Linked DNA regions of Homo sapiens: region 2 is linked to region 1. A link is a loop called in an ENCODE intact Hi-C map of the cell type or tissue named here. Cell type or tissue: lower leg skin. All regions are shown on one strand.

Region 1 (5,000 bases):
TTTTTTTATTTTTTGAGACGGAGTCTTGCTCTGTCTCCCAGGCTGGAGTGCAGTAGCCCGATCTAGGCTCACTGCAACCTCCACCTCCCAGGTTCAAGCAGTTCTCCTGCCTCAGCCTCCCGAGTAGCTGAGGCTACAGGCCCCCACCACCATGCCTGGCTAATTTTTTGTATTTTTAGTAGAGACAGGTTTTCACCATGTTGGCCAGGCTGGTCTCGAACTCCTGACCTCAAGTGATCAGCCCGCCTTGGCCTCCCAAAGTGCTGGGATTATAGTCATGAGCCACTGCATCCGGCCACAGATTTTATTTCAATCCTTTGTTCTCTTCCTCTTCTAGGTCTTCCCCTTCCTGTCCCCACTGGCCCCTCTCCTATCCACTGAATCCCTGGATGCCTGACACCCTCTGCCTCCTGTCCTTGCTGGGTTTCCTCTACCCTCTACATTTCAAAGACAAGTTTTGCTGAAATCACAGTTTTCCTGAGGGTTCTAGAAAGGTCTGTGTGAACATTAAAAAACAAAGGTTCCTTGGGTTCATTTAGTCTTTAAGCAAACATCGATTGAGGCCTGTGTGTGTGGCAGGTACTGCAGATGCAAAGTTTTCCACCTTCATGGAGCTCATAGTTACTAAGGGAAACCCTGAATTTTCTTAGACTACTGCAACGCACTGGCCGGGTGCGGTGACTCACACCTGTAATCCCAGCACTTTGGGACAAGATGGGCGGAAGAGTGAGACCATCCTGGCTAACACGGTGAAACCCCGTCTCTACTAAAAATACAAAAATTAGCCGAGAGTGGTGGCACGCGCCTGTAGTCCCAGCTACTCGGGACTGAGGCAGGAGAACTGCTTGAACCCAGGAGGCGGAGGTTGCAGTGAGCCGAGATCGCACCATTGCACTCCAGCCTGGGCGACAGAGCGATAGTCCGTCTCAAAAAAAAAAAAAAAAAAAAAAAGAGAAATATAGGCACAATTTAATGCATCTCTTTTCCTTTTTCAATATGGAGCATACGGTGGTTCAAGCATCTGTCCACATTGTATTCCCGAAGTTTGATCCCTACCCTGCCCTGCCCTCCCGTCTTTCCTTCCCTCTCTCTTTTTTTTTTTCTGGAGTGCAATGGTGCGATCTCGGCTCACTGCAACCTCCGCCTCCGGGGTTAAAGCGATTCACCAGCCTCAGCCTCCTGAGTAGCTGGGATTACAGGCATGTGCCACCACGTCTGGCTAATTTATTATTTTTAATAGGGACGGGGTTTCTCCATGTTGATCAGGCTGGTCTCGAACTCCCGACCTCAGGTGATCCGCCCGCCTCGGCCTCCCAAAGGGAAGTTTGATTTTTCTATGGTCACCAATGGACACTTGATCTCCATAGCTTGAGAATGGCGGCCATCCCCTCACTGGCATTCTTTCCTCTTGTGCTCTCCCGAACGTTCTGGCTGCTCTTTGGATTTCCTTTTCCTTTGCTCACATCTACAATATTGGTGTTTCCTAGGTCCCGTACTTAACGATTGTTTCCTCTCAACACGCTTCCCTGGGCGGGCTGAACTGTCGGGGGCTTTCTCGGCTGCGCTTCCTCTCTCACCTGAAACCCTCTTCCCAACCCTTTATACTAGGTCGACGTCTCCAACATCAGCTGCTCCCCACCCGTGTCTGGGTGGGCCCCTTGGGCAGGCTCCCCTAGTCTCCTTTCCTTCGATCATCCCCACGTGCAGGACGTCATCTGCTTGCTCTGCCATCAGCCTCACATCCTGAGGGCAGGGACCATGCGGGGGTTGTCCATCTCTGTATCCCCAGTGCCAGCACTGCACCTCGCCCCAAGCAGTTGTCCAATAAATGAGCAGTGAGTAAATGAAAGAATGAGCAAAGCCTTGTAACAGGAAAGGGGCCGGCGGCGTCTGCCGTGCAAGACCTGGCCCAGTGGAGCAGAGCCTGGAGGTTCAGGAGCCGGGTCTGGAAGGCTCCTTCCGGTGGAAGAGGGGCCCGGAGCCAGCCGGCGCCTGGCACAAGGCGTCTCAGAGGCCGCCCACTGGGAGCCAACCGTTGCAGCCAGTTGTCCCCGCGAGCGAGGCCGGAGAAGGCGCGGCGGCCCCTGGCCTGGCCATTTCGCCCTTGTCGCAGCTGAACCGCCGACTACGAGCTCCTGCACCGCGCACACACCCCGCGCGCTTCGCTCTCGGCCTCGCCCGGCCACCGTCGCTCTCTAGAACGCCGCGCCCGTGACCCGGAAGAGCATTCTCCTTAGCAACTGCGGGACTGCGGCGGCGCCGGCCTCCGGGGAGAAACGGTGAGGCCCTCACTCGCCTGCCCCCTGCACCGCCTAGTGCTGCACGACCCCCTCGGGACCGACCCGGGGTCTGGCCTCTGGGGGGCTCCGCGGCGCTTCGCCCGGCACCTGTGGTGGCGGCCCGGGACGAGCGTCTTCCGCCTCTGGCGTTGCTCCCCGGCCCACGCGTCTTCCCTGTCCCGCATCTCCCTCAATGTCCCCAGCTCCCCACTCTCCGCTCCTGACCGACCCGGCCTCCCAGGCCGCGCTTATAGCGCCGGGGCCCTTGTAGCCTAGGATGGCGTGAGGGGAGCGAGACCAGAATTAGAGCCTGTTGCTGTAGAGAGGACGCCTCCCGAGGCTCGGGTCACCTGTGGACGCGTTCTCTAGGGTCTTGATCGAGATGTTCAGGACTGGCAGGGATGGGGAGCCTCGGGAATCTTGAAGGGCAGCCGCTTAATTATAACATGTCCTTGACGTTTGCGCTTTCCACAGTGATACACTTTATCTCCTTTATTGATCATAGAGAGTTTTTTTTTTTAATAAACTTTTAGATATGGGGGATACGCATGCAGGTTAGTCACATGGGTATATTGCACCCAGGTATTGAGCATAGAACCCAGTAGGTAGTTTTTCAACCCACATCCCCCATCTCTCCCCTCCTTCCAGTAGTCTACAGTGTCTACCGTTACCTTTTTTTTTTTTTTTTGAGACGGAGTCTCATTCTGTCGCCCAGGCTGGAGTGCAGTGGCGCGATTCGGCTCACTGCAAGCTCCGCCTCCTGGGTTCATGCCATTCTTCTGCCTCAGCCTCCCGAGTAGCTGGGACTACAGGCGCCCGCCACCCCGCCCGGCTAATTTTTTTGTATTTTTAGTAGAGACGGGGTTTCACCATGTTAGTCAGGATGGTCTCGATCTCTTGACCTCGTGATCCGCCCGCCTTGGCCTCCCAAAGTGCTAGGATTACAGGCGTGAGCCACCGCACCCGGCCGACTGTTCCCATGTTTATGTCCATGTGCGCTCAATGTTTCTACTCCCACTTGTAAGTGTGCTCAATGTTTAGCTCCCACTTATAAGTGAGAACGTGTGGTGTTTAGTTTTCTGTTCTTGTGCTAATTCGTTTAGGATTATGGCCTCCAGCTCCATCTGTGCTGCTGTAAAGGACATGATATCTTCCTTTTTTGTGGCTGCATAGTATTCCATCCTGTACATCCACATTTTTTTTTTCCAGTCCACCATTGATGGTCACCTAGGTTGATTCCGTGTGTTTGCTATTGTGAATAGCTCAGCCGTGAACATACAACTGCATATGTCTTTTTGGTATAATGGTCTGTTTTCCTTTGGTTATATACCCAACAGTGGGATTGCTGGGTGAAATGGTGGCTCTTTAAGTTCTTTGAGAAATCTCCAAACTGCTTTCCACAGTGGCTGAACTAATTTACATTCCCACCAACAGTAGTTTAAATGTTCCCTTTCCAAGGGAGCCTAATGAGGATCTGTTGTTTTTTGACTTTTTGATAATAGCCATTCTGACTGGTGTGAGATGGTATTTCATTGTGGTTTTGATTGGCATTTCTCTGATAATTAGTCATGATCATGTTTTCCATATATTTGTTGGCTGCTTGTATGTCGTGGTTTTTTCTTTTTGTATTTCTTCTGAGAAGTGTTCATGTCCTTTGGCCATTTTTAAAAATGGGCTTATTTGTTTTTTGCTTGTTGATTTAAGTTCCATAGGGATTCTGGATATTGGACCTTTGTCAGATGCATAGTTTGTGAATATTCTCGCCCATTTTGTAGGTTGTCTGTTTAATCTGTTGATAATTTCTTTTGCTGTGCAGAAGCTCTAGTTTAATTAGTTCCAACTTGTCAATTTTTGTTTTTGCTGCAGTTGCTTATGGGGACTTAGCCAAAAATTTGCCAAGGTCAGTGTCAAGAAGTGTATTTCCTGGGTTTTCTTCTAGGATTTTTATAGCTTGAGGTCTTTTATTTTATTTTGAGACAGGGTCTCACTGTCACCCAGGCTGGAGTGCAGTAGCGTGACTGCAGCTCACTGCAGCCTCGATTTCCCAGGCTCAAGTGATCCTCCCACCTCAGCCTCCCGAGTAGCTGAGACTACAGGTGCGCACTACCACGTTCGGCTAATTTTTGTATTTTTTATGGAGATGTGGTTTTTACCATGTTGTCAGGCTGGTCTCTGACTCCTAGGCTCAAAAGATCTGCCTGCCTCAGTTGCCCAAAGTGCTGGAATTACAGGCATGAGCTACTGTGCCTGACTGAGGTCTTTGCATTTAAATCTTTAACCCATTATGTATATCATGAAATATATACAGTTTTATATCTTCTGCATGTGGCTAGTTAGTTATCCCAGCACCATTTATTGAATAGGGAGTCCCTTCTCCATTTGTTTTTTGTCAGTTTGTTGAAGATCATATGGTTGTAGGTGTGTGGCTTTATTTCTGAGTTTTCTGTTCTGTTCCATTGTTCTATAGGTGTGAGACTCATTTAATTGTACATCTTGAACTGATCCTTTTCTGGGGAATTTGCTTCCCAGTTGTGAGTGAGGTGTGGTTAGTATATTCTGTAGCTTAGATTTTTGTGCTTACAAGTTTTCTGCAGAAGGAAATCTTCCCGGGACTGACTAGGTTTGAGGTTTGAGAAATATTTCAAGTGAAATTTGCTACATTGAAGAAAGTAGGAGCAGGTGTTGTTAATAGCATGGACTTACACTTCAGAAGACACTATG
Region 2 (5,000 bases), 55 kb after region 1:
AGAACCGCAGGATTCCTTATTTTTCACATCATTGCCCCATTTGTGGAGATGTTTAGTTGAAGTGGCCCAAAGAAGCAGTCTAGTGGTACCTGTGAGGGTGAAGGCCTTGAAAAGAAACTTGAGACAGATGGTGTGCTTGACTAACTGCCCCAGAGAATGTGATGCCAGAACCCAGGAGGGGCACCATGTTGCCTTTGCCATTGAACTACTAAATTTCTGAGAGGACAGAGGAGGCTACAGCTTAACCGCTCTCCAATTACCAATCTCTTCTTGGTTTCAGCGAATGACAACAGAGCTGCTCAAGGCGGGAACTCTGAGCTAAGCAGTGGAGGTTTCTCTGGATCTGGAGAGAAGAGTGACCTTGGAGCCAATAATGAGCCATCCTGACTACAGAATGAACCTCCGGCCCCTGGGGACCCCCAGAGGTAGTAAAAGGAAAATGGAGTCTGCCTGAATAACTGGAGAACTGAAATGAAAGTGGAATGGGTGTGAAGTGGAGGCTGTCTTTTAGGACTGAGGGCTACTATAATTCTTTTAGTGACCTGTTAAGTATTCTGTGTGATTTATTCTAGAATTAGATGTGGTTTCTTGCTGTCTTAATTTATTGTTGTATTAAGTACAGCTGTTTAATTTCCTCTAGAAAAGTGGCAATCTTTTAGTAATTTCTATTTTCAAAAAGTCTGTGTGTCTATAAATAGCAAAGAATACTGAACTCATTATTCAGATTATGTTCCATGCGTGTTGTTGTGCTGATTTAAAACTCAAGTCTCATCTGTGTATATTTTATTCATGTTTTCTTAGCCACTCTTTCCTTTTTGTTATTGTTAAAAATCACCATCAGGGAGTTTCAGTCTCTTGTTGGTCTCTTTAAATAATAATTGTAAAAAGGTATAATATCTCCAGTTTTAAAAATACACAGATGTTTGAGGAAAGAGTTGATTGCTGCCTCCTGTTTCTAGGTGTGTCTGCTGTGGCTGGTCCACATGACATTGGTGCTTCGCCAGGTGACAAAAAGTCAAAGAACAGGTCCACACGAGGGAAGAAAAAGAGCATATTTGAAACTTACATGTCCAAGGAGGATGTTTCAGAAGGCTTGAAGAGAGGAACACTCATCCAGGTGCTTAAAATCTACTGGAAGGCTATTCTCTGAATATGTAGAATCCAAAACAATCTATTAAACTGTTTCCTGTTCTGTGCTATATGCTTTCAGAGAGACGATGATGTAACAGGTGCAGGGCTGTTATGATGGCATAACAGAGATGATGAGGTAACAGATTCTTCTTAGAACTACAGTACATTTAGAGGTAATAAGCACCACAAGACAGGAACAGGAAAAGTGCTCTGAGATTTGAGAGGAGGGAACCACTATTTCCCATTAGGATTGTCTAGAGATGCTTTATTGGAAGTGACATGTTTGAGCCAGGCCATGGATTGGTGCAGTTTGAGTAAGTGAAGATAAGAGAGAGCTTTACAAATGTAGGGACCAGTGTGAGCTACTACAATAGAAGTGAGAAATTGGGTTTGGATATATGAAACATTGAATAGTTCAGTTTTTCTGGAGCATGTGGATGCTGAACGACGGAGAAAAATGGATGAGGTTGGAAAGGAAGCAGTAAACAACAATAGACAGTATTTGTTGAGTGCTTTATACTTTACAAACTATGTTTACAAGCTAGTTCAGTGGTTTGGCTGAACAAATGTTTATGGAGCATCCATTGTGAGCCAGGAACAGTTATGGTTAGAATAAGTGTGCAGCATGGGTGCCTTTGACATGGAGGTAGACAAGATTGCCTTGCTGTACTTCAGCTTGCAGCCCAGTGGTGGGAGGCAGTCATGTGAACAGATGATTTGGGGATAAAATGGCAAGTGCTCAGATAAAAGGGTGACCAGGGTATATGGCAAAATATTGGGGGGAAATGGGGAAACTGTGTAGGCTGAGGTTCTGGAGAGGCTTCCTGGAGTTGGTGACCCTCGTGGTAGGTATTGAGGGTCTAGTTTGGGCCTATCAGATGAGTGATATGTGTGTGGGAGGTATGGAGAGGCAGTGGCGCTAACGAAAACATGAACTTGTGAAACAACATGGAGTATGGCAGCTTAGGCCTCCTTGGGCATAAACTATCAGGCAGGTAGTAGGCTGGGGAGGGAGGCAGGGCCACATATTCTGTGAATTAAGTCTATTTCATAATACTTTCATTAGTATAGAAATATTGCCATGTGCTACCTGGCTCACTTGAAAATGCTGTGTTCCATTTTCTCTTATTCTGAGAGCCCAGCTTCTGTATTTGTGTTTTTGGCTGAAGATCTAACCAATTTACAGATGCTGTCATCTTCTCTTCCTTTTTGTCCCCTCCCTCCCTCCCTCCCTCTCTCCCTCCCTCCCTCCCTCCCTTCCTTCCTTCCTTCACCTTTCTTTACCTTTCTGTATTTATCTGTGGTCAAGTGCACACGTGCACAAGAAAGAAGAAAGAAAACTATCTTTTAAAAAATGAGTTGGTTTTTCTGATTCTTGGAGTACTCTTGGTGGTTTTAATTTATTATTTATTTATTTATTTTTTGAGAAAGTCTCACTCTGTTGCCCAGGCTGGAGTGCAGTACAATCTTGGCTCACTGCAGCCTCTGCCTCCTGGATTCAAGCGATTCTTGTGCCTCAGCCTCCCAAGTAGCTAGGATTACAGAAGGTAAAAATTAGTCATGCCATCATGCCTGGCTAATTTTTGTATTTTTAGTAGAGATGGGGTTTCACCATGTTGGCCAGGCTGGTCTTCAACTCCTGACCTCAAGTGATCCTCCTGCCTTAGCCTCCCAAAGTGCTGGGATTACAGGCATGAGCCACCACACCCAGCCCTATTGGTGTTTCTTTTTTTTAAAGCTTTCCCTGGATTTATTTGACAAGGCCTCTCTTAGGAGAGATGAAGCTGCATTTGGATGTTAGTCCATTCATTAATCCATTCATTTGCTCTTCATTGTTCAGCCCATATCCCAAACACCATTTTATCTGTAAGTTTCTTGGCCCTTCTCTTGTTTCACATAGGAGGACCCATTGTGCCTTTCCATTCTTATCCTCCTGCACTCTCCTCCAGGAACACTCTCCTCCATTCACCCTGAGCCTTCCAGTCTTTTCCTCTAAAAACTGTTCTTCTTGATGTCTCTGTGACTTTGTGCATGCTGTTCCTGGTGCTTGGAATGCTTTCTCCTGCTGCCTTGATGTAATGGTGCTTACCTTTTAAGTCCGTGCCTAAATGTTACCCACTTTGAGAAGCCTCATTTTAATTCTCCAAGTAGAGTTGGCTGTTAGTGTTTTCCTGTAGTTGACTTCTTTGTTTTCCCTTTATTCTAAACTTAACACCATTTCTTGGCTTTTATGTTTCCCCCAGATAGACTGTTCATGTCCTTGATGGCAGGGTCATGTCTTGTTCCAGAAGTTAGCTCAGTGCCTGGCATTTGACTGTTGCTTAATACATTTATATTGAATAAATACTTACTTACTGACTGAATAAAGGATCCAGATACTGTCTTTTGAAGAAGAGTTGGGGGAACTTCAGTTGTTAGAACTTGAAAGAAAACTAGCCTAGAATTTTGGTTATAGAATTATACCTGTCTAGAGATAAGGAGAGGACAGCGAAGGAGAGGACAGCGTTCTGCAGTGATATTAGCTTCAGCTCCCTTTTAGTTTTTGCTTTTGAAGCAACTCGTTGCTGATACTCAAACAAAACAAAACAAAAATCTGATCAATATAACAACTCTAATTCCCAGGAGTTTGTAAGTGATTCCTTCTGGCCTGTGACATCATGGGACTCTGCAGCCAGGGCCTCCCCCCTACATATGAGAACAGTTGTTCTTTGCAGATGGGAAAAGGAATGGGTTCCAGATATGAGGTCACCGTGTGAAATATACAACACTGTAAATAAGATTTTCATAGGCAGAGAAACAGAGTCCATCTGCTGCTTGATATAAACTTTATGTGTGCAAGCCTTGCGGGGTAAGGTAAAAGGCCAGACAAGAAAGGATGTTTTAATGCTGATGGAGAAAATTAAGTGTATTAGAGATACTTAGAAACTTTTGTTAACTTTAGTATTCAAACTCATCTCTTTTGACCTCTTTTTTTTCTCCCTATCCAGAGAAGAAACTTTTATCGAGAGATTGAAGGGGGATTTAAAAAAAAACAGGAGTAGAGTATTTTTATTTTGTTTTCAATACCTTAACTAATACTTCGACATTTCATTAGTATTTTTTCCTATGTGGGGAGGAGACCACAGTTTCCTCTTTCCAGTGTTTGAAATGGCAATAACAGTAACACATGGTCATGTACATGTAGTTTTGAAGTTTAAAAAAAAATAATAAATTCTCACATCAAAAAATGTATTTCATTTCTCTCTTCATAGGTAGAGTACTGAGAGGTTGTTATAGGAGATGTTGGGAGAGATTAGAGTAGGGGATAGACAAGCCTGGAAGGGGCTCCAGTTTAGGGTGATGATCAAGGTGACATGGGTATGAACATGGCAGAATTGGCTGTTTCAGATCCCAAAAGATGCTTTGGCTAAAGGAAGTTCAGGCTAAGCCTCCAGAGCTGTCTTAGTCATGATGTCGGAGTTCCTCTTAGAATAGAATATTGGTGTGAAGTTGTTATTGGCTCTCTGAAAAATCCTAGTCCAGGAAGATAGAGGTCAGGATGAACTAGTTTCTGGGACCTTCACCATTTGTTAAGAGTGAAATCAAGCAGGGTGTGGTGGCTCACGCCTGTAATCCCAGCACTTTAGAAGGCTAGGGTGGGAAGATTGCTTGAGGCCAGAAGTTTAAGACCAGCCTGGGCAACATAGTGAGACTTCATCTGTACAAAATAAAAATCAGCCAGGCATGGTGATGTGCACCTGTATTCCTAGCTACTGGGAAGGCTGAGGCAGGAGGATCGCTTGAGTCCTGGAGTTGGAGGCTATGGTAGGTAAGTCATGATCATGCCATTGTGCTCCAGCCTGGGCAACAGAGTGAGACCCTGTCTCTCT

What was found. A loop is a pair of places that touch in the nucleus more often than their neighbours do. Peaks named below come from ENCODE experiments on the same cell type or tissue, not always from the same donor. Only the 100,000 strongest peaks of a DNase experiment are listed, where the experiment ranks them.
Region 2: it touches region 1 in a loop (12-fold over the local background); 5 of 110 quality-filtered maps call a loop at or near these places.

What each region holds. Positions count from the first base shown.
Region 1 is chr2:231,959,487-231,964,486 of GRCh38, forward strand. DIS3L2 (DIS3 like 3'-5' exoribonuclease 2) reads left to right here and starts at 2,227. Exons shown (of 21, transcript NM_152383.5): 1 at 2,227-2,279. RefSeq lists an enhancer at 2,105-2,194 and a silencer at 2,325-2,484. In lower leg skin, no CTCF peak of the experiment used is centred here; DNase peaks (open chromatin) are centred at 2,195 and 2,495; H3K4me3 peaks cover 1,415 bases.
Region 2 is chr2:232,014,555-232,019,554 of GRCh38, forward strand. It overlaps DIS3L2 (DIS3 like 3'-5' exoribonuclease 2), which reads left to right. Exons shown (of 21, transcript NM_152383.5): 2 at 281-425; 3 at 960-1,117. The coding sequence starts at 374. Among named protein-coding and RNA genes, the nearest start is that of DIS3L2, 55 kb to the left of the region's middle. In lower leg skin, no CTCF peak of the experiment used is centred here; no DNase peak of the experiment used is centred here.